Regions from separate parts of the Homo sapiens genome. Here region 2 is linked to region 1. Evidence: read pairs that join two places in POLR2A ChIA-PET (ENCODE). Cell type or tissue: PC-9. All regions are shown on one strand. Each heading gives the region's core, and the rest is flanking DNA. Links, peaks and the distances in the headings are about the cores only. Region 1 has its middle 13 kb from the start of RFX7. Region 2 overlaps NEDD4 (NEDD4 E3 ubiquitin protein ligase).

The links. Peaks named below come from ENCODE experiments on the same cell type or tissue, not always from the same donor. Only the 100,000 strongest peaks of a DNase experiment are listed, where the experiment ranks them.
Region 2: POLR2A ChIA-PET joins it to region 1 with 5 read pairs; 3 of 35 experiments call an interaction of 5 or more read pairs at or near these places.

The regions. Positions count from the first base shown.
Region 1 is chr15:56,250,668-56,262,594 of GRCh38, reverse strand. It overlaps a transcript of TEX9 not described here. Among named protein-coding and RNA genes, the nearest start is that of RFX7, 13 kb to the right of the region's middle. In PC-9, for the core only: no CTCF peak of the experiment used is centred there; no DNase peak of the experiment used is centred there.
Region 2 is chr15:55,902,889-55,914,815 of GRCh38, reverse strand. All of the region lies in intron 5 of NEDD4 (NEDD4 E3 ubiquitin protein ligase), which reads left to right. Among named protein-coding and RNA genes, the nearest start is that of NEDD4, 85 kb to the left of the region's middle. In PC-9, for the core only: no CTCF peak of the experiment used is centred there; a DNase peak (open chromatin) is centred at 6,845; H3K27ac peaks cover 661 bases.

The DNA.
Region 1 (11,927 bases), core at 2,701-10,700:
GACACTACACCTAACCACTGTAAAATACAGTTCTTTTCAAGCACATATAAAATGTTTGTCAAAATAGGCTATATGCTATGCATAAAACAAGCCTGAACAAGCTTCAAAAGTATTGAAATCACATAGGATATGTTCTCAGACCATGGTGGAATTAGCCTGAAAACCAACTAATAGAAACATGACTAGAAGATCTGAAAATGTCTGGAAATAAAACAAAGCTTTTCTAAATAAACCAGTACTCAAGATAATGAAAATGAAAATGCGACTCATCAAAATTTATGTGGTGTAGCTAAAGCAGTGTGTGCTGGTTACTGAATTATTGCCTCTCTGCTCCAATTCCTCATTTGCCTGTTGTGTGAAAATGCGTTTTGGCCCTTTAAATATTTGTTCTTGCCAGCTGGAACTTTGTCATTACAGGGCACTAGAAATATACTGCAGGAGGAAAACATTTTTTGCTTCCTGGTTCTCGTGTGCTTGCTTCTCCAGGATGCATAGTTTTCCCTAGTACCAAGTTTCTGTAGTTCACAGTGGCCAGCCACACCCAGCAACCAGCAGGCAGTTGTGTAGCAGAATGACTCCACTGAGACATCTCCCCATGAATGCCTTTCACTGGCACCCCAGAAGGTGGAATTCCAGTACATTTCGTCAGTACAGCACCATGGCAACTTCTCTGGCATCCAGTGAGCCACAGCAGTGCCCTCTACAACAGGGTGTTGATCTTAGGCCTGGGTGGCATATTCCTTGGGTCGGCTATCTCAGCTCCAAGGGAAGAGGCTGTAACCTACATCTACTATTCCTATATCCTTTGGGATCCTCTTCTTGCTAGCCAGTCTCTCATTACTTCAATGACCTGGTACAGTTAATAATTTTTTTTTTTTGAGACAGTCTCTCGCTCTATTGCCCAGGCTGGAGTGCAATGGCGTTAGCTTAGCTCACTGCAACCTCCCCTTCCCAGGTTCAAGTGATTCCCATGCCTCAGCTTCCCGAATAGCGGGACTACAGGCACATGCTACTGCGCCTGGCTAATTTTTGTATTTTTAGTAGAGATGAGGTTTCGCCATGTTGGTCAGGCTGGTCTCGAACTCCTGACCTCAAGTGATCCACCTGCCTTGACCTCTCAAAGTGCTAGGATTACAGGCATGAGCCACTGCGCCTGGCCTAATAATTATTATATTATTATTTTTTGGTTAAAATTACTGTGTGGGTTCTCTCTGATTGGATTTTTTTAATTCACAATGATTAGAAGAAAGTTGACTTTACATGCCTATATCAGAAAAGAAAAAAAATCAAAAATTAATTTCTAAGTTACCATCTCAAGAAGTTAGAAAAAGAACAGAAAATAGAGGGAAATTAATAAAAATGAAAACAATAATTGATGAAATAGCTGACATAAAATTGAGAAAAATCAACAAAGCCAAAGCTTTTTTTAAAAAAAGAATATCAATAGATTTGATAAACTCTTAGCAAGACCAATCAAGAGCAAAAGTATAAATTACTAATATCAGAATCAAAGGGCAATATCCCTACAGATCCTACAAAACTAAAAAGATAAATCAGAAATATTTTGAATAATTTTATATAAATACATTTGACAATCTATATAAAATGAATAATTTATATAAAATCACGTCATCTAAACTGATAAAAGAAAAATTAAAAGAAATAAAAATCATTGTTAAATATATTCTATCTACAATTTAAAACTTACCCTCAAAGAAAATTTGAGCTTCGATATATTTAGTGGTGAATTCTCCAAAACATTTAAGAAAAATATATCAATCCTACATAACCTCTTTCAGGAAAGAAAGAAAAAACGCTTCCTCCTAATTCATTTTTTTGAGGCTAGAACAACCCTAACACAAAAATATGACAAAGATATTATAATACAAGAAAGTTACAAGCTAATAATTCTTACGAACATAGGGACAAAAATTAGAACAAAGTATTAAATAATCAAATCCAAAGAATATGTAAAAAGGATAACATATCATAACCAATTTGGTTTATTCTAGGAATAAAAAATTGGTTTAAAAAGTTAATCAATATAACTTACTTCACTAAATTATATTTGCTTTTTTTATGTAAATAATAAAATAATAATGAAAGTAAAAATCACTGATCACCTCAATAGATGCAAAAAGGCCTCCAATTAACCACTAGTTCATAATAAAACTTCTCAGCAAATTTGAAATATAAGCGAACTTTTTAATATGATAAAGTTTATGTACAAAAGGCCTGCTGCTAACATATTTAGTGGTGAAATATGGAATGCTTTCTTCCTGAATTCAGAAACCACTCAAATATATTTATTTTCATTACTTGCATTAATCATTGCACTGCAGGTCCTAGTCAGTGCCACAAGGCATGAAAGAAGAGCTGTGAGGTTGGAAAGAAGGAAGTAAAAGTGTCATTTCAGATGACATGATTGTAAATATAGAAAAACCCAAAATAATATATACACAATTAGAATTAATGAATTTAGATAAGTCACTGAATACAAAATCAATACATAAAAATCTATTGTATTTGTATGTGTTTGCAAAAACAATTGGTAAATAAAAAATTTTAAACAATACTATTAACAATATCATTGGAAAACCTCAAATATCTGGGAATAAATTTTATAAAAGACATGTAAGATCACTAAAGTGAAAACGGCAAAACATTTCAAAGAAAAATTACATAAGATCTAACTAGATGAATAGATATACCATGTTCATGGATTTGGAGACTTCATATCATAAATTAATTTTATAATTTAAAAGCTATTCTTCAAAAGTTATTTTATTGATTCAATGCAATCCCAGTCAAGATCCTAACAGAATTTTTGTGGAAATGTATTAGAGATTTCAAAAAGTTATATGGAAATGCAAATGACCTATAGCAGCCAAGAAATGAAGAAGAATAAATTGTTGGAAGATTTACCATATCAGATAGCATAACTTACCATAAAGCTACAATATTTAATGCAGTGTGGTATTAGTATAATAATAGATACGTATACCAAAAGGGAGCATCTAGAAATAGGCTCATATATATACTTGATGTACAACAATGATGCCACTGCAATTTTGTAATAATAAGATTTTTTTTCAATAAATGATGCTGGAGCAATTAAATAATTCACATGAAACAGACTTTAACCTTAATTTACACTATCTACAAAAATTAATGCTGATTAAATTATAAACCTTCATGTGAAAGAAAAACAGTAATATCCAAGAAGAGAAATCAATAAATTTTTTCTGTAAAGGGACAGATAGTAAATATTTTCAGCTTTGTAGGTCATACAGTCTTTGTTGCAACTACTTAACTCTGCTGTTGTAGTCCAAAGGCAGCCATAGACAATACATAAATGAATGAATGAGAATGGCTGTCTTCCAACAAAAATTTATTTACAAAAACAAATGGCAGGTCACATGGGCCATAAATTTCTGACCCCTGCTCTAGAAGATAACGGAATATTTCATGACATTGGGTAGGCAGTGATTTCTTAAATAAGATTCCCCAAAAACATAAAACATAAAAGATGGATTAATTCAAGTTCTGAGGTTATGTTTATTGAAAGGCATCATTAAGAGGATGAAACAGCAAGACATAGTTTAGTAGAAGATATTTGCTATATATGCATATATATATGTATTATATATGTTTTATATATACATATAGGTGTTTATATATGTATATATATACACATATATATTCATATATATCCAACAAATAACATATCTACAATATCTAAAGAATGTCTACAAATCAATAAGAAAAAGGCAAATCAATAAACAAAATGAGCAAAAACTTGAGCAAGCATTTTACAAAAGAGACTATCAATATGAATATAAGCACATGAAAAGATGTTCCATATAATTAGTAATCAGAGAAATCTAAATAAGAATAAACCATACTCAGATATTAGTACATCCCCAACAAAATGGAGGAAAGGAAAAAGAGTGACACAAAAATCAATGTGCAAAAATCGCTAGCATTCCTAAACACCAAAAACAGGCAAGCCAAGAGCCAAATCATGAGTGAACTTCCATTCACAATTGCTACAAAAGAATAAAAAACCTAGGAATACAGCTAACAAGGAAAGTGAAGGACCTCTTCAGGATAACTACAAATCACTGCTCAAAGAAATCAGAGATGACACAAACAAATGGAAAAACATTCCATGCTCATGGATTGGAAGAATCAATATTGTGAAAATGGCCATACTGACCAAAGCAATTTATAGATTCTACGCTACTCCCATTAAACTACCATCGACTTCTTCACAGAACTAGAAAACACAATTTTAAAATTCATATGGAACCAAAATAGAGCCTGAAGAGCTAAGGCAATACTAGGCAAAAAGAACAAAGCTAGGGGCATCATGCTACCCAACTTCAAACTATACTACAGGGCTACAGTAACTAAAACAGCATGGTACCAGTACAAGAACAGACACATAGACCAGTGGAACAGAGTAGAACACCCAGAAATAAGATCACACACTTACAACCATCTGATCTTTGACAAACCTGACAAAAACAAGCAATGGGGAAAGCATTCCCTATTTAATATGTGGTGCTGGGAGAACAGGCTAGCCATATGAAGAAAACTGAAAGTGGACACTTCCTTATACCATATACAAAAATCAACTCAAGATGGATTAAAGACTTCAATGTAAAACCTAAAACTATAAAAACCCTAGAAGAAAACCTAGGCAATACCAATCAGGACATAGGCATAGGCAAAGATTTCATGATCAAGATGCCAAAAGCAATTGCAACAAAAGCAAAAATTGACAAATGGGATCTAATTAAACTAAAGAGCCTCTGCACAGCAAAAGAAACTATCGACAGAGTAAACAGAAAACCGGCAGAATGGGAGAAAATTTTGCATTCTATGCATCTAACAAAGATCTAATATCCAACATCTACAAGGAACTTAAACAAACTTACAAGAAAAAACAACCCGATTAAAAAGTGGGCAAAGGACATAAACAAACAGACACTTCTCAAAAGAAGACATACATGCAGCCAACAAACATATAAAAAAAGCTCAACATCACTGATCATAAGAGATGCAAATCAAAACCACAATGAGATACCATCTCACACTAGTCAGAACAGTTGTTATTAAAATGTCAAAAAATAACAGATGCTGGTGAGGTTGTGGAGAAAAAAGAACACTTTTACACTGTTGGTGGGAGTATAAATGAGTTCAACCATTGTGGAAGACAGTGTGGTGATTCCTCAAAGACTTAGAGACAGAAATAACATTCAGCCCAACAATTTCATTCCTGGGTATATACCCAAAGGAATATATTAACAAATTGTTGTATTATAAAAGCATATGCACATGTATGTTCATTGGAGCACTGTTCACAATAGCAAACACCTGGAATCAACTAGATGCCCATCAATGATAGACTGGGTAAAGAAAATGTAGTACATATACACCATGGAATACTGTGTAACCAACAAAAAGAATGAGATCATGTCCTTTGCTGGGACATGGATGGAGCTGGAGGCCATTATCCTTAGCAAACTAACGCAGGAACAGAAAACCAAATACTGCATGTTCTCACTTATAAGTGGGAGCTAAATGATGAGAACACATGGACACATAGAGGGGAATAGAACACACTGGGGCCTATGGGAGAGCAGAGGGTGGGAGGAGGGAGAGGATCAAAAAAAAATAAGTAATGAACTACTAGGCTTCATACCTTGGTGATGAAATAATCTGTACAACAAACCCCCATGACACACATTTACCTATGTAACAAACGTGTATATCTTGCGCATGTACCCCTAAACTTAAAACTTTTAAGAAACAAATAAATAAATAAGTAAAAATTAGCTTAAATTCAGTATTCACCTCAAACTTTTCAAAATCTATTTCATACCTATAATTATATCCCCTTCTAATTTCTAATGCTGATAACTCTCTCTTTTTTTAACCTTGGTGAGACATTCCAGACTTTTGACATTTTTGGTTCTTTTCAAAAAATCATCTCTTAGTTTTATACAAATTTATCCCACCCCAACCCCCAACATTTTATTCATGTTTTTTTCCTTTAGTAATACCCTTGCTTCTACTTTATGTATTTTTTTCACTAGCTTTTTAAGCTTTATACATGATTTATTTCTAGCCAATCTTTTCTTATTTTTAAAACACGCATACCTGGCTGCATTTTCTCTGAGTATATGTAGATTTTGATTTGTATTGTTTTCACTGTCATTCTTATTGTTGCAGTTAAATACACTAGCTCTGAATCATGCTATCTAGGTTCATATCCCAACACTGTCATTTATGGATTGTGTGCCCTTGGCCGGGTTATTTAGTACAGCTTTGTGCTTCAGTTCCTCATCTGTGACATGAGATGATAATGGAATCAACTTCCCAAGATTACTGTGAAAATAAAAAGATAATCCATGTAGATCACTTAGCATAATGCTGGTTGTATAACAATGTTCAATAATTTTAACATATTATCATTTGTAAATAATTTATAATTTCATTTTAAATTTTTTTGTATTAAAGGAGTGGTTTTTATTTCCAAGTTTATAAACAATTTGCTTATTAATTACAACTTTTATTTCAGTATAAAAAATGTAACCTGAATGATTTATCTTGAAATTTAACATTTTCTTTGTGTTTTAGCAGCTAGTTAATGTTTCATGTGTGTTTGAGGAGACTATGCATTCACTGTTTATTCATACAAAGTCCTTTATTCGATCAAGCTTCTTTGTTATTCTAATCCTCTCTATCCTTACTTTTTTCCTACTTGATCTATCAATTTGAGATGTGTGTTAAAGTCTTCTAAAATGGCTCTGTATTTTTCATTCCTACTTATATTTCTATCATTTTCACTTTATAGGTTATAAAGATGACATTTGATGTTATATTCTTAGATTTATAAAGGTTCAGTATTAGTAGAGCTTCTTACAGAATTCTATTTTTCACTAATATGAACATTTTTTATCTTGTCAAACCCTTTTCGCATTATTCTTTTTTGTCTAACATTGTTACTATATTTGTTATCCTTATTAGAACTTGCCTGATGTATCTTTCTACGTTTTTATTTCCAACCTTCTTTTTAGGTGTCTTTTTCTAAATTTGAGATTTTTTTATTAAAGAAATTCTGTCCATGTGTCATGTACTGGAATCACTGATGGCTTGACTTTTTTTCTGCCATCTGGTGTTCCATATGTGTGTGTATGTGTTTATCATATACACACAGCTATATAAAAGTTATAAAACATACAGCTTTTAGAACTTACCTCCTATCTCTCCATCATGCTTTGTCCCTGCCATCTTTATGTTGCAATCATCTAGAACAGGGGTTCACCTGCCCCCTGCTTTTGTAAAGTCTTATCGCACATTCATTTACATATTATCTATGACTGTTTTCACACTACAACAGCAGAGCTGAGTGGTTGCAACAGAGTCTATATGGAACACAAAACTGAAAATATTTACTATCTGGTCTTTTACAGAAAACATTTGCCAACGTCTAATCTAGATTTTAATTTTATGCTATTAATTTTAAATATATGTCATATTTAGACAAATCATCTCTTTTCTCTCCACTGATTCTTGAATGCTTCACCTTCATCTTTCTTGGATTCATCATTTATTTTGTTAAAATTTATCCTATAGTCATCCTTTCAAAGAGATTCTATTGGTGATACATATGTCCTGAGTTTATTTCAAAAATCATGTTTTTAAATTTCTGGGATCATTGTTTCATTTTCATGGATGTAATATCTTGAACCTCTTTGAGGATAATTGTTATATTTGTGATATTTATAAGTATATATTTTATATACAATAATTATATTTTCTTAAAATTATAAAATTTATAAAAAGAATTTGTATTCATCTTTTTTAAATTTATAAACTCTCTTTCGTTAGGTATTATTTTTTCTGAGTTTGGTGTCTCTGCAAACTTGTATTATTCTTGTATTGGATTATTCTTTTACTTTATAAATAAGAATCCCTGTTAGCTCTCTCCTTCTGCTTGATGTGGGTCAACTTGTGATTATAGGTGAAGGGAAGGGCATATTGCTGGGGAGAGTGTTTCTTTTCAGAGTGAGGAGCCTCCCTGTGCCTCCTGGGGTCCACTGCTACTCTTCTGTCTGTTGGCTCTCAGAATCCACAGGCTCACTACTTAATCTGTGGACAATTACAAGCAAAAGAAGGGAATGTGAGTAGCAGTCCAGCTGCTCCAAATGCAGTGTTTCAGTTAATCACTCTGGCCATTACCCTAGGATGTCCTATTCATAGAACCTGTTCTCTCTGAGCTTGTAGCATCCCTGAAATTTATCCTACCTCCTCAGCAATCTAGAGCCAAATGTACGGCACAGTTGCTCTAGTATGTTTTTCTAAAGTCTGATCCCATCTCCTGAAAATTTCTCATACACTTACGGCATTTTTCTTGTCCCCTGTCCTGTTACCAATTAACCTCACCCCCTTTAATCTTTTCTGTCATTTCATAAGATTTGGTAGAGGTAACTTTCCTGCAGGCTGGCATCTTGATTTACTCTTCATACACAGGATTTTTGAATTAACTCTTTCAAAACACCATTAAATGTAATTTGTGGGTGATAACCTATGTTCTTGCCATTTTTATTTCAAAACATTTAAAAAGATACTCAAAGTTTCTTTGACACAGAGAGAAAAGTGAAGCCCTATTCCAACAATTCTCTGAGGGGCAAGTCTCAAGTCACTTGCCTTTAACAACACATTGGGTAGTCTATTCCATTTTTTTTTAATGTTCTTTCATGGGAGTGGGAGACACTGATTGTGAAGAGCTGTAATTTTTAGCCACTTTTTCCACCTTATACATTGGGCAGCGATAAGTGACATTTTCAGTCAGATTTGGCTAACAAGCTCATCCTGTTATGGAATTCTACTCCCTCCCTGCCATACCTCAATTCCTGACTGCTGAGTAGCCTGTTCAGAGTACATCAAGAGCTAACTTTAACAGCTTTAATACTCACTAAGAGAACCCTTCTGAGAGTAGCTAGAAAGCACAGACCCTCATCTCTAATATTATTTGGGGTTTTGAGTCCCTGAATAGCTAGTGTCATTTGGCTTTCTTTAGGGACCTCAGAAGGGATACGTGTTTAAAGTTCCTATAAATATTGTGTAAGATTTTCCAACTGATTATGAAGACCTTCCGTTCTTTCTCCTTTTTCAGTTCTGGGGTTGATATTTGGAGGGGGTTAAAGTCAGACACCTCTGTACACTCCCAGGACTCTCTGACATAGCATGTGTTGAACCTCTCCTTGTTTTATGATTTTTGGGGTTTTTTTGCTTGGTGTAGGCAAAATTTTTTCTTCTTGCCATCCAATGGTGCCTCTTTCCCTATCTGCTTTGTGCATTTCAAACACGCAGAGTTTGAATGTCCTTCTGTGCTCTGATCAAGGAATTTCTTGCAGCAGCTATCTTAGGTGCCGTGTGGCTTTTAGTGATCATGACCTGTGCTTTATCAGACTATAAAGTAGTGGCATGTAAAAACTAGGCTGCCACCACTTTTGGTTTTCAGGACTCCTGTCATTTTTAGGGCCCTTATCCCCTGCCATCAATCTATTCCTTCCCTTCTCCTCTCTACCTTCCAGAAAAAAAGGAAGGGAAATTCATAATTTATTTGGCTTTTACTATGTGTAAAGCATTGTGTGGAGTATTTTCAGAAATATTTTTCATTAAATTATCAGTACAACTGAGTGAAGGAGTTATTATCCCCACTTTTACCAATTGGAAAACTGAGGCTCAGAGAAGCAAAGAACTTGCCTGAGATCACAAAAATGGCAAGTGGTAGAGCTGAGATTTGGATCCTAGACTCTAAATTTGGAAGCCCGGGGGATCTCCATGAGGGTCAGCCTCAAGCCTCATCTGCCCAAGAGTGTGGATCTGAATTCAGATAAGAAACTAGAGGTTACAGGAAGCACGCAGCAGACTCTTTTCCTTAAAAGGAACAAAGCTGGCCAGAGTACCTTTAAATCTGGAGAATTGTAGCACCAGATGTCAGGCTGAACAGACACAGTTGGCTGCTTGAAAAATTTTTGTAAAGTCATGGAGACATGAATTTTAAGTACAAATTAACTATGTTCTCAGCTCCTACACCATTATTATGAATAAGATATTGAGCTTTCTTATTAGCCCATTCTGCTTTTTCTGACATTCTGCTTTTATTTTGTGGCCTGGACAAAAAAAAAAAAAAAAGGTTTTTCTAATAGCTCAATTCAACAAACATTCATTGTTTGGCTACTTTGTGGGAGTGACTATAGTATATGTTGGAGATATAGAGAAGATTAAAAACATACTTCCTGACCAAATATAGTTTGTAGTACTGGAAGTCAGGTAGAGGGAGTGTAGATGCAAGAAATAGGCAAACAAACCTACAATTAGCCTACAATGAGATAGTATGACATAAGGCTGTACAAGGTACCACAGAGCCACAGAAAAGAGACAGCTAACACAAACTGGCTGGGAGTGGGTAGGGAATGGATAAGGGAAAACTGCTGAGAGGATGCAATTCTTGACAAAAGAGTGAGCCCTTCACACCATAACTTTATGTGTAAGACTCTCTGGGGGAGGAGAAAATCACACTAAACTAAGGAAGTAATGAAAGTCTTCTCCTGAGTGTCTGAGAAGATAATTCAGTTGCTAGAGCTGCACTGGAGCCTAAACAAACTTTTCACTCCCCAGCTCCCCTTAAGTTTCTATGCCGTCGCTTGTATGTCTGTTCCTGGATTTCTGGGTGGTTATCCTGAATTTCCCCAAGGCCTGGCCAATAATCCATTCCTCTTCATTTGCACCTGCTTTCTCTGGTGCTCCATGAGGAAATTTACTCAGCTTCTATCATTCCCTGGGCCTACTGCTCCTATCAACACTAAGCCATTATCTTATCTTCTTTAAGCCCTCTGAGCTCCTCTTCACACAGTTTCTGCTTAATCATTGCCTCTTCTGGTTGTTGTCTAATGGTTTCTGAGGTTAGCTTTCTCTTGTGTATCTTTCAGCTACTGTTTTTACTCCCAACTGCCTAACCTTCTCTCCTTATCATATTCATACTCTCCAAAAAAGGAATCAATCCGTTAGCTAATTACTAACATCTTCCTTGGGCAAAGGTTTTATTGAGTCAGCTCATAAGCCACTGTCTAGCCGGAAGATTGATTGTCATGGTGTCAAATGTTGAGCCCTGTTCCAACTAGGGGGCCAGGGTTACAAGAGACAAGGATGGAAGCTTACATCAACAGAGCCAGGCTTGGAGGGTGACTGTGGATATGGCCGACAACCTGAGGCTTTGCTGAATTAGGAGAATGACACTACAGGCATAATTAGAGGCATTTTAAACGGAGAAAACAAAAACATACTAACATCAGCCACAATATAACACTGGCATAACTTCAGGAGATGGTAAGGGAAAAAGGGATGAAGAAAAATAGAAATTCATCCTTGGGAATAAACATTTATGTACAGGGAAGAGCAGAGAAAGTAGATCTATTCTTGGAAAGGAGACAGGTTGGCCCACTTCATAAGAAATTACCTTTCCTGAGATCCACATAAAGAAAATCCAAAGACATCTTCTCAAATACATGAGGAGTGACTTACAGAGTGTGGTAAGTGTCATGGTTCCTTGGCCTAGCCAAGTTGACACATACCCAGCTATTCAAATCATACTCTAAGCTGGATGTTGCTGTAAAGGTACGTATTTTGCAGATGTGGTTAATTAGCTACAATCAGTTGACTTAAGTAGATTATCCTAAATAATTTTGGTGGGTCTCATCCAATCAGGTGAAAGGTCTTAAGAGCAAAACTGAATTATTTTGTTTTTTTTTTTCCCTAAGGAAGAAGAAATTTCACCTGTGGGTTGCAGCATCCACTATGCAAGGCATTTTGGCCTTCCCTACAGATTTCAGACTTGCCAGCCTCAC
Region 2 (11,927 bases), core at 1,920-9,919, 350 kb after region 1:
AAACAAAAACCCATATCAAAGTGTAAAGATCTTTTTATAAATTATCATAGAGAAACTATATCTCAAATACATGTGTTTATAAGATCATTCATAAAAACTATTATGCTGCATGTTTAAAGCAGAGGAAAAATAAATGGCATTTGTATTTGTATATACCCTTAACCACAGGAATTTTGTTTCCACCCTATTTTTCTTTAGCCACGAGTTAATACTGCCCTCTAAAATGTAACTCACTCTTTCAACAATATTGAATTCTAAGTTTTAATATTTTTGAATTTGGTTTAAATTGCTAGGCATTTACCACAATTTTCTATTTACCTTTTCATTTTTTTGACAATTCAGCTTTATTATATTAGTAATTTAACTCTTATGAATCTTAGCCAAAAGTTCTTTATGTAATTTGGCCGTTCCAAAGTATTTAAAATGGTTTGAACTGAAATAGATTTTTTAAATTTCTGTATTTGGAATGTTTTACCAGATTCCAGGAAATTTAAAAAATTTTCTAACTAAAGCAATTTTACATGACAGTACATCATAGTTTTGGGGGGAAAAAACCTTAATCTGTGTTTTTGTAACATCCATTATGTTTATTAAAGATTGTTTTAAAAAAAAAAACTTCTGGATAAGTAACTTTAGGTGAATAAAATAGTAATTGCTAGTTTATTTTCTCTCTTCTGAAATCTGGTAAATATAATAATTGTTACCAATGCCCAGATGTTAATATAAGCCACTACTTTACTAAGGATAAAAAAAGATCAGATTTCAAATTCTGATCTATAATTTAGAATTTTAAATTCCATTTAGGAAACTTTTCTAAAACCAGATTTTAGGAGATTATAATCTAATCAACTGTTTTTCTTCCTGAAAGAAAGAAATGAAGTGGCACTGAGAAGAAACGTTAATAGTATGCTAGTTGAATTAATGTTACTTATAAATTTATTTTACACTTAATGAAATAATCTGAAAGGAATAATTCATGTAGAAATATTTGTAGAAATACCTTAAAATAGTTTATTTTGTGGTAATAATTATAGTTTGTTGTGGATGCTTTTGAGAAGAGTATTTTAAATGTGTTTTTTAATGAAATGTGGATCAAATGCCTTTTGCATTGTTAAAAATATCCACTGTTACTGGTTTTATTTATGCTTAGGTAAGCTAACTTAAATATTTTTTGTGACAATCAAATGTATAACTTTGTGCAGATTCTATCTTTTGGTAGATTATTGGATTATAAAATAATTCAGAAGTGTGCAGTTTGCTGGAGATTTAAATTGTCCCCCCGTTTAATGTTTATTAGACTTCTCTTTATAAAAGCATTGTAAACCATATAGTGACAGTTAAATTTAATTTATGCTATATCTAAATAGATCTAATTGATAAATCAAAGGCTTGTTTTATGGAGAAGATTCTAGTGTTGTTTTTTCTAAATATAGCAGTGGCAACAATAATGGGTTTTAGAAATAATCTTGTGTTTATCAATAATTATATATTAATCTAATTATAGTGGTATATTGTAACTCACTTATAAATAAACAGCTCCCAAAATATTTCCCATGACTCCAGTTAGTCTGGGTTAGTATTCTGATATGCTGAGTCCGGATTCACATTTAACAAGTTGATATTAGAGTAGCATTTAGTAATGTCAGCTATCTGTACTGAGCAGCCGTGAAATTAAATCACTGCTTTGGTCAGAGAACCTGGTTTCTAAAGCACTGAGAGTCTACAACTTCTTTTCTTATATGTTTAGCTACCAGTCTCTAGCAGTATAAAATTGAGTTTCTAGCTTACTGTAATCAACAGCTTATTAATGACTGATTTTTTAAATCTAATGAGAACTTTTACCTGTATCTGGGACACTGTCTGTGTTCTGTGTTTACAACTTAGAGTGAAGATGAGACTTTGTAGTCTATCTCCATAATAATGTTGATTTCAGGCATAGCAAACAACATAACAGTGACTGGCATATGTTTATTACATATGCCTTTTGAAATACAGTATTACTTTTGTAAAGGCTATATAATGACTTTTGATCTGAAAATAAATACTTGATATTTTAACAGTATGTGTAATATTTTGTCAGTTCAATCAAGAAGCAGGTTAAGGAGCTAAGGTACTATGTATACAGTTACAACAATGATTGCTATTCAGATTTCTAAATCTGTATAGTAGTTACTTTTCTCTACTGTTATTTTGTTTCCCCCATCTGTTGTTTTCTAAATCTCCTATGTTATGTTGTTAGGATGCTCAGAGATTTCAGTACCCTATTATTTAATGTGCATTAGCATTTTTCCCAAGCTTGAATGTCTTCCATTCTTTACTTATATTCATATTTTTATTAGAATTATTTTTTACATTTTTTCTTTTTGTTATAAAAGTTTTTGTTCATTATATGTAACTTAATCCTAAATAGGTAAATTGCTTAAGCCTAGTATAGTAGAACTGTAATAAACTTATGTCTTAATTATTTCAAAGCCTTTAACACTAATCTCAAGATTATACATTTCAATATTTTCTTATTTTATTGTTCTTCCTAAAATAGATGTTTTAAATATATACTTACTTTAATGTTCCATTATTTTCCAGTCCTTATTTTACTAAATTTAGCAGAATATTTAGAGAGATTTGGTTAAATTTATTTTGAGCAGCACTTATATAAACCAATGTAATTTATAAATATTCTAAAATGTGATGCCACAATGTTAATGACTAGTTTTAGAAAGTTGGTGAAAAATGTATATTTGTACATGTATATTTCTTAGAACTGAGGAATTGTTAATTTCAGACAGATTCAGAGTGCTGAATTGTTTGCTTGAAAACATTTTGTATTCTCTGTAGATGTGTCTTGTTTAATTCATCCAGTACACATTTGAGTGCCAGGCACTGTCCCAAGCACTGAGAATAAAAGATGAGTAAAATACAGTCTCTATTTAGGGGAGCTCCCATTCTAGTAATAGGGACATGCTTGTAAACATAAAAATTTTCAGTCTAGGCCGGGCGCGGTGGCTCACGCCTGTAATCCCAGCACTTTGGGAGGCCGAGACGGGCGGATCACGAGGTCAGGAGATCGAGACCATCCTGGCTAACACGGTGAAACCCCGTCTCTACTAAAAATACAAAAATTAGCCGGGCATGGTGGCGCGCGCCTGTAGTCCCAGCTACACGGGAGGCTGAGGCAGGAGAATGGCGTGGACCCGGGAGGCAGAGCTTGCAGTGAGTCGAGATCGCGCCACTGCACTCCAGCCTGGGCCACAGAGCGAAACCCCGTCTCAAAAAAAAAAAAATTTTTTTTCAGTCTAATATGTGATGTGCTAAATAGAGGTGTGTATGAAAAAGTAGAAAGATGTGACATTATTTATCTGGAGAGAGGACCTGGTTGGTAGAGGAAGGTTTCCCAGAGGAGGTGACATTTGAACCGAGTCTTGATAGGTAAACTGGAGTTCATCAGGCAGAGAAATCAAAGAGATTCTAGGGCAGGGATTCCCCATCTCAGCATTATTATATTGGGCTGGACACTTTTGTAGTGGGGGCTATCCTGTGCACTGTAGGATATTTAACAGCATCCCTGGCCTCCACCCACTAAATGCTAGTAACACCCCTTTCTCCCAGTGTGACAATCAAAAAGTGTCCCCAGACATTGCCAGATGTCCCCTAGGGGCAAAATTGTCCCCTGTTGAGAGTCACTGCTGTAGGTGGCAGCAGCAGCATATGCAAGGCTAGAAATGTGAAAGAATCTCCACTGTAAATAGTCCAGTGGGGCTCAAGCATAGGGTAGCCTGGGGATGTGGGAGGCGGTGATCTGCCAGAAGTGGGTCAGAGTCCGATTAGGCCTGGTGCTTCATGCTGAAGACAAAGAAGGGGGTCTTCGGCTGATAGTTAAGTAGTTGGGCAATGGAGGTCTTTATTTGAGAGTGTGAAGTGCTCTCTTTAAGGTTTTTAGAAGACAATTTTTCATGGTTTCATGGATTATAAATGAATTAAAGTTTTCCTAACTTGGATGACTGGGTTAACAGTGATGTTATGAACTAAGATGGAGAATTCAGGAGAGGGGCCAGATTGGGAGGGTGAAGAAGAAATCATGTATGAAGTTTATGTGTATCAGAGGCTGCCCTGATAGTGCTGTTTTCAAGTAGGGCAGTTGGACATACAGGACCAAGGCTCAGGAGAGAAGTGAGAGTTGGAAATGTAGATTGGGAGTCAGGAGTATAGTCAAAGCCTCAGATAAGGATGAACACGTTAGGGAAGGTATACAGTGAGATGGGAAGGGAAGATAAATTATAATTTTGGGGACCACCAACTTTGGTGAGGCGGTAGAAGAGGGGATAAAGAAGAGACTAAGGAGGAACCACACAGAGGCCAAGAGAGCATGGAGGCATGGAGAGCATGGAGGCGTGGAGGCATAGAGGCATGGGTGAAAGGTGAGGGAAGGAGGAAAGCAGACAGTACCACAGAGAACATAAGTATCCACTGGATGTGTCAGTTAGGAGGTCCATTAGCAAGAGTAGGCTCAGGAGAATGCGGGGTTAAAAGCCAGATTGAAGAAAGAATCAAACAGGTAAGGAAGCAGAAACAGCCAGCATAGGTTGCTTGCTCGATGTCATAAAATAAGCATGAGATAGCATAGGCAAGGTATATATGTAGTTATTGTTATACAGAAGGCATATGTGAAGTGGATATAAGATGTATAAGACAAACTCCCTCTCTACAGGGAGAGTACAGTCTCTTTTTCCTGGAGAAAAAAATAAAGGTTACAGTCTTACGTTCTTTCACCTTGGAACTATAGAATAAGCAAGTATGATGAGTGAAAAGGAAATTCAGCAATATCAAATGAAGGAAACAGAAAATTATAAGTGAAAACTTGAAATCGCTTATGAATATTCACACCTCATTTTGGACAGCATTAGTCTAACTTTCTCAGTCCCCTCTCTACCACCAAAAATAAGACGAGACAAAATAGAGCTTCCATGTAGAAAACAAGTCAAGGTTTTAAGGCCTATTCCCAGAAACTACTTGGATAATAGGCAATTCTGTCTATGTTGCCGGCTTCTTACAGGCTATGGAGCCTACCATGTGCTAGCTGTTGTGAGGCCTCACCCGTTTGTGTCCACTCTCCCTTTACATCACAGGTGACAGGGAAACAAGACAGACCAGGAGAAGCCAGGACAAGAGGCTTTGTAGGCTGAAGGGGCTTGGCAGAGTCTCTGGGTGAGGCCAGGCGATGTGTTGAGGTCAGGAAGGTGGTTAGCAGAAGGAGCAAATGAATGCTGAGAAAGGGAACCAGTTGTCTTGTCAGCATACCCTGGAAATAATCCAAAGTATTGCTCACACGTCTGGTTCAGTATCCTCTGTTCCTTGTGTAAAATTGGGAGACCATGGTCAGATGAAGACAGATACTTAGAGATACAGTAATTTCAAAACAAGAGATGAGCAGATCTGTCCCAGTTCAATGAGATGTTTTGGGAAGGACTCAACATGGGAGCAACTGTTGAAAAGCAATTTTACCCACACTAAGATTGAAGCGAACTGTTGGGATAGAACAAGAGCAGCAGACCTGAGGGCTTAGACGAGCAACCAGCTAGTGTGTATGTGCACCTTGTAGCTCGATTCATGGGTGAGTCACAACAAAGAACACCTTGAACAAGTAAGTAAATTCATGGCATTTCTAGTTAGGCCCGAGGATGTCTGTTGGTGAAGAAAGAGCGTAGGCCTTCTCTTGACTTAGAGGTATTATAAAACCATAACACTAGGAAACATTTTGATTACCTTAGTAGAAAAATACATTACCCAAGCAAGATATTGATGATATAGTAGACAATGTCTTTAAATTCAGTTATAACTAAACTTAGTTAAGTATAGTTATACCTGAAGTTAAGTACAGATATACCTAAAATAATATTATCCAGGATTGCTTCCTTTTATTTACTTTTTATCTCAATTGTTTTTTTATGATGAGGTCTCATTATGTTACACAAGCTGGATTTGAACTCCTGGGCTAAAGCAATCCTCTTGCCTCAGCTTCCTGTGTAGCTGGGACTACAGGTGCACTGCTGTGTCCGACTCACAGGCTACCCTCTAATGCTTTATTAAGGAATTAGAGAATGGCTTATTAAGATGTCAGCTGGGCCAGTGATTTTTAAATTCTCATGTGCATGTAAATAACATGGCGATCTTATTAAAATGCAGATTCTGGTTCTGGTTCAGTAGGTCTCAGAATGGGGGCCTGAGATTTCTGTATTTATAACAGATCGTACCAATGCTGGTAATTCCCCAGACACACTTTGAGAAGTAAGTCTTAAGGCCATTCTTTGATGAGAACAGTAATACAGTTCAAAGTCGAAGTATCCATTGAGTCCCTGCAATGCCATTATTGTGGCCATTATCACGAGTAATTCATTAAAAACATATCAATAATACTTCAGATACTAAGTGTACATGCAGCAGAAAAAAAAGTTAAAGATGGAGATATGGCAATAGGTAGGCAAATGTAAATTCACTAGAATTGATTAGAGAAGTATTCTGGAGAATGGATTAAGCAAATCTTTTCTGGGCTCAGATTTGCTAGAATACAGTTCCCTACTATAGAGAACAATGACTAGCTCAAAATAGACACTTAATAGATATTTATTAAATTAATGAATAAAGCCAGGGACCCTTTGGAATGAGGTAGAGATGACTGCAGAATCCTGATAGGTGAGGATGACTACACACAGCCTTGCAGAAACAGATAACCAAACTAGGATATTTGAGTGATGACTGTGATGATGAGTGGGAGCTACGTGATGCTTCATCCTTTGCGTGGAAGAGTGGCACTCTTAAATGAATACCTTGTCCCTGGGGTGAATGCCAATGGAATATTATGATCGTGACTCAAGGATTAGTTTCCACAGTGGAGTCTGATTCATAGCCTACATATTCCACTAACTGGTACCGTATAACTGGGTGTCTGGATAGAGGCTCAGATCAAGTTTCCTGAAAAGAAGATTGAATGGACAAAGATCTTTAAGGGTATTCAGACAAAAGCCATTTGACTAGCTTTCTTTCAGTTTATCGTTGTTTTATAAAATGACTTCCCTCTAGACTTTATTGTAAGAGCTGGGATTCTCAGACTAGTTCCTGGAGTTTTAAGTAACTGTTTCAGCTAAGAATGACCTTTACTTTTGTAACAAGGCTGAAAGACTGAACCCTCTTAAACAGTCACAGAGCTTACTGGAAACTCAAGTCGTCTTCAAAGCAAATGAGTTTAACAAGTATTTATCAGAAATAGAATATGTGCCTGCCATAAGTGGCAAATATTCTTCCTGGATGTGAAGAGGTTATAATTGAAATGAGACAATGGCATAATCCATAGAAAACAACCAGAGAACAATATAGTATAATATATAATAATGTTTATATACCTACTTCATGCAGGTAAACACCTAAACATTGAGATATGTGATTGCCCATATGATTTAATTACTTTTATCAAGGTAAAACATGTGCCCATTTTAAAAGTCAGATATTATTTCTTTGAAGATTTTCTGTCTTTTTCTCCATGTTTTCTCTTCCTAGAATTCCTGTTAGCCAAAGTTTGCACTTCCTGGATTGACCTTAAAATTTTCTTTTCTCTCCTGTTTTCTGTTTCTTTGCCTCCTTAATCTACTTCTTGGAAGATTTCTTCCAAGTTTCCCCCTTTCTTTAATTTTAAAATTTTGTTTATTTTTTATTTTTATTTTTTTTTATTTTTGAGACAGTCTGGCTCTGTCGCCCAGGCTGGAGTGCAGTGCCGTGATCTTGGCTCACTGCAACCTCTGCCTCCCAGGTTGAAGCAATTCTGGTGCCTTGGCCTCCCGAGCAGCTGGGATTACAGGTACGTGCCACCTGTCTGGCTAATTTTTTTATTTTTAGTAGAGATGGGGTTTCACCATGTTGGCCAGGCTGGTCTTGAACCTCTGACCTCAAGTGATCCACCTGCCTCAGCCTCCCAAAGCATTGGGATTATGGGCGTGAGCCACTGCGCCCAGCCTAAAATTTTATTTTTTATTTATTTATTTTTTAATTATACTTCAAGTTCTAGAGTACATGTGCACAATGTGCAGATTTGTTACATATGTATACATGTGCCATGTTGGTGTGCTGCACCCATTAACTCGTCATTTACATTAAGTATATCACCTAATGCTATCCCTCCCCCAGCCCCCCACCCCACAACAGGCCCCGGTGTGTGATGTTCCCCTTCTTGTGTCCAAGTGTTCTCATTGTTCAGTTCCCACCTATGAGTGAGAACATGGGGTGTTTGGTTTTTTGTCCCTGCGATAGTTTGCTGAGAATGATGGTTTCCAGCTTCATCCATGTCCCTACAGAGGACATGAACTCATCATTTTTTATGGCTGCATAGTATTCCATGGTGTATATGTGCCACACTTTCTTAATCCAGTCTATCATTGATGGACATTTGGGTTGGTTCCAAGTCTTTGCTATTGTGAATAGTGCTGCAATAAACATACGTGTCCATGTGTCTTTATAGCAGCATGATTTATAATCCTTTGGGTATATACCCAGTAATGGGATGGCTGGGTCAAATGGTATTTCTAGTTCTAGATCCGTGAGGAATCGCCACACTGTCTTCCACAATGGTTGAACTAGTTTAGAGTCCCACCAACAGTGTAAAAGTGTTCCTATTTCTCCACATCCTCTCCAGCACCTGTTGTTTCCTGACTTTTTAATGATCGCCATTCTAACTGGTGTGAGATGGTATCTCATTGTGGTTTTGATTTGCATTTCTCTGATGGCCAGTGATGATGAGCATTTTTTCATGTGTCTGTTGGCTGCATAAATGTCTTCTTTTGAGAAGTGTCTGTTCATATCCTTCGCCCACTTGTTGATGGCATGGGCAAGGACTTCATGTCTAAAACACCAAAAGCAATGGCAACAAAAGCCAAAATTGACAAATGGGATCTAATTAAACTAAAGAGCTTCTGCACAGCAAAAGAAGCTACCATCAGAGTGAACAGGCAACCTACAGAATGGGAGAAAATTTTTGCAATCTACTTATCTGACAAAGAGCTAATATCCAGAATCTACAAAGAACTCAAACAAATTTACAAGAAAAAAACAACCCCATCAACAAGTGGGCGAAGGATATAAAATTTTATTTTTAAAGTTCTTTCTTGTTTCTGATGATTTCCTAGTCCTAACGTCCTACTTGTTTTTATGAATACAATCTCTTATTTCTCTGAGAATATTTTACTTCGGGTTTGGTCTATTTTCTTTCTTAAGTTTTGTTTCAGGTCCTATGTTGTCTCTGGTTCCCTTTGGTCCCTTTGCTGTTGTTATTGTTATTTCTCTTTAATACTGGACATTTCCCTCCAGATATCTGTTGTTGATATTTGAGAGTAAGTCGCTATGAAGTTGCCTGGAGGTTCTGTAATTATGTTGGGCTTTTCAACTGGTGGGTTTCACTGTTGGGAAACCCCCCAATTGTTAGTGTCTTCTCTCTGAGGTCAATTTGTTTCTCCAGAGAAGAAACTTCTAATGATTGCCAGTTATGTTTTACAGCCATGGTTAGTGACAAATCAGGAGTGAAGGTGATTCCTTTATATAAGTTCTGCAACTGAGTGAATTCCAGGTAAAATATGTCTTAAAAGTGATATTTACTTACAGAATTCTTAACATGCTGATGATAATTTAATTCATTTGCAGTAAATGAAATGCCTGATTTTCTTTTCTTTTCTTTTTTTTTTTTTTGAGACGGAATTTCGCTCTTGTTGCCCAGGCTGGAGTACAATGGCACGATCTCGGCTCACTGCAGCCTCTGCCTCCTGGGTTCAAGCAATTCTCCTTCCTCAGCCTCCTGAGTAGCTGGGATTACAGGCATGTGCCACCGTACCCGGCTAATTTTGTATTTTTAGTAGAGACGGGGTTTCTCCATGTTGGTCAGGCTAGTCTCAAACTCCCAACCTCAGGTGATCCACCCACCTCGGCCTCCCAAAGTGCTGGGATTACATGCCTGGCCAAAATGCCTCATTTTCATACCTCTGGTCTGACATACCTTGTGTATATTCTAGAAGCATATACACTCCTAGAAAGACTGAAGTAAACACTCTCAAGTAGAAAATGTGGTTTCCTTAACGTATTTCTCAACTTTTTGCATTCTTGGTAATACATTGAAGTGCAAATATGCATACCTGTCACTCAGAAGAAGAGAATCAACCTGTTTAAAATGTGTATGGAAATACGCCGGGTGTGGTGGCTCACACCTGTAATCCCAGCACTTTGGGAGCCTGAAGTGGGCAGATCACTTGAGGTCAGGACTTTGAGACAGGCTTGGCCAGCATGGTAAAACCTCGTCTCTACTGAAAACAGAAAAATTAGCCAGGCGTGTTGGTGCACGCCTGTAATCCCAGCTACTCAGGAGGCTATGACAGGAGAATGTCTTTAACCTGGGAGGCGGAGGTTGCAGTGAGCCGAGATCGAGCCACTGCACTCCAGTCTGGGTGACAGAGTGAGACTCTGTCTCAAAAAAATGAAATAAAATAAAAGGTGTATGGAAATAGAACAAGGAGGAAGAGACCCTAACAGCCTTCTAGTAGAGTTTAATATTGGATGTTCACTGTCACTAGGACTTGAAGCCTCAACTATGATTTTTAACTTGGAGAAAACCTTGATATATTCTTTTCTTTTGAGATGCAGTCTTGCTCTTGTCCCTGGAGTGCAGTTGTGCAATCTCGGCTCTCTGTGACCTCCGCCTCCAGAGTTCAAACGATTCTCCTGCCCCAGCCTCCGAAGTAGCTGGGATTACTGGTGCCCGCCACCACATCTGACTAATTTTTTTGTGTTTTTAGTAGAGATGGGGTTTCACCGTGTTGGCCAGGCTGGTCTCAAACTCCTGACCTCAGGTGATCCTCCCACCTCGCCCTCACAAAGTGCTGGGATTCACAGGCATGAGCCACCGTGCCCAGCCAATGTGTGTATATATATATATATATATATATGTGTGTTTTTTTTTTTTTTTTGAGATGGAGTCTCACTCTGTCACCCAGGCTGGAGTGCAGTGGCACGATCTCGGCTCATTGCAACCTCCGCCTCCCGGGTTCACGCCATTCTCCTGCCTCAGCCTCCCGAGTAGCTGGGACTACAGGCACCTGCCACCACGCCCAGCTAATTTTTTGTATTTTTAGTAGAGCTGAGGTTTCACCGTGTTTAGCTAGGATGGTCTCGATCTCCTGACCTCGTGATCCACCCACCTCGGCCTCCCAAAGTGCTGGGATTACAGGCGTGAGCCACCTTGCCCGGCCCCAGTATATTCTTTTTTAAACCCTTAGCCTTATATTTGTAAAAGTTTAAAACAGCATACTTCATGTGCCACATTTTAGGAAACTGTCTGAGATAGTGATTATATCTCCATATTAGAAATAAGTAGAAAGGCCCAGAAATTTTTAAATGACTTGCTGAAAATCACAAATCTAGCAAATGTCATACTTCAACCAAAACGCAACTCCATTATGTATTTTAAAGCACCTTTCTACTACCACTAGCCAAAAGGACTCTCATCGGGCACTGGGAGAATCCTACAGGATAAAGCTGCTTGGAAAAGATTACTTTGGTAAAAATAGCATCAGAAAGAAAAAAAAGAGTTGTCTAAAGGAAAAATTCCATTTGGGCTGACTACAATCTAATGAATAATGTTTACACTCTGAAGAATGTATAGTCCAGATCAAGTGTTTTCTTATGGCCATTGTTGAGTGAAAAAAAAGTTTAGGGATTATTATTAAACATTACCAGAGAACCAGTTTCTCTCGCAAATATTTCTTTTTATTTATTTATTTATTTTTTATTTGAGATGGAGTCTCGCTCTGTCACCCAGGCTGGAATGCAATAGCACGATCTCGGTTCACTGCAACCTCCACTTCCTGGGTTCAAGTGATTCTGCTGCCTCAGCCTCCTGACTA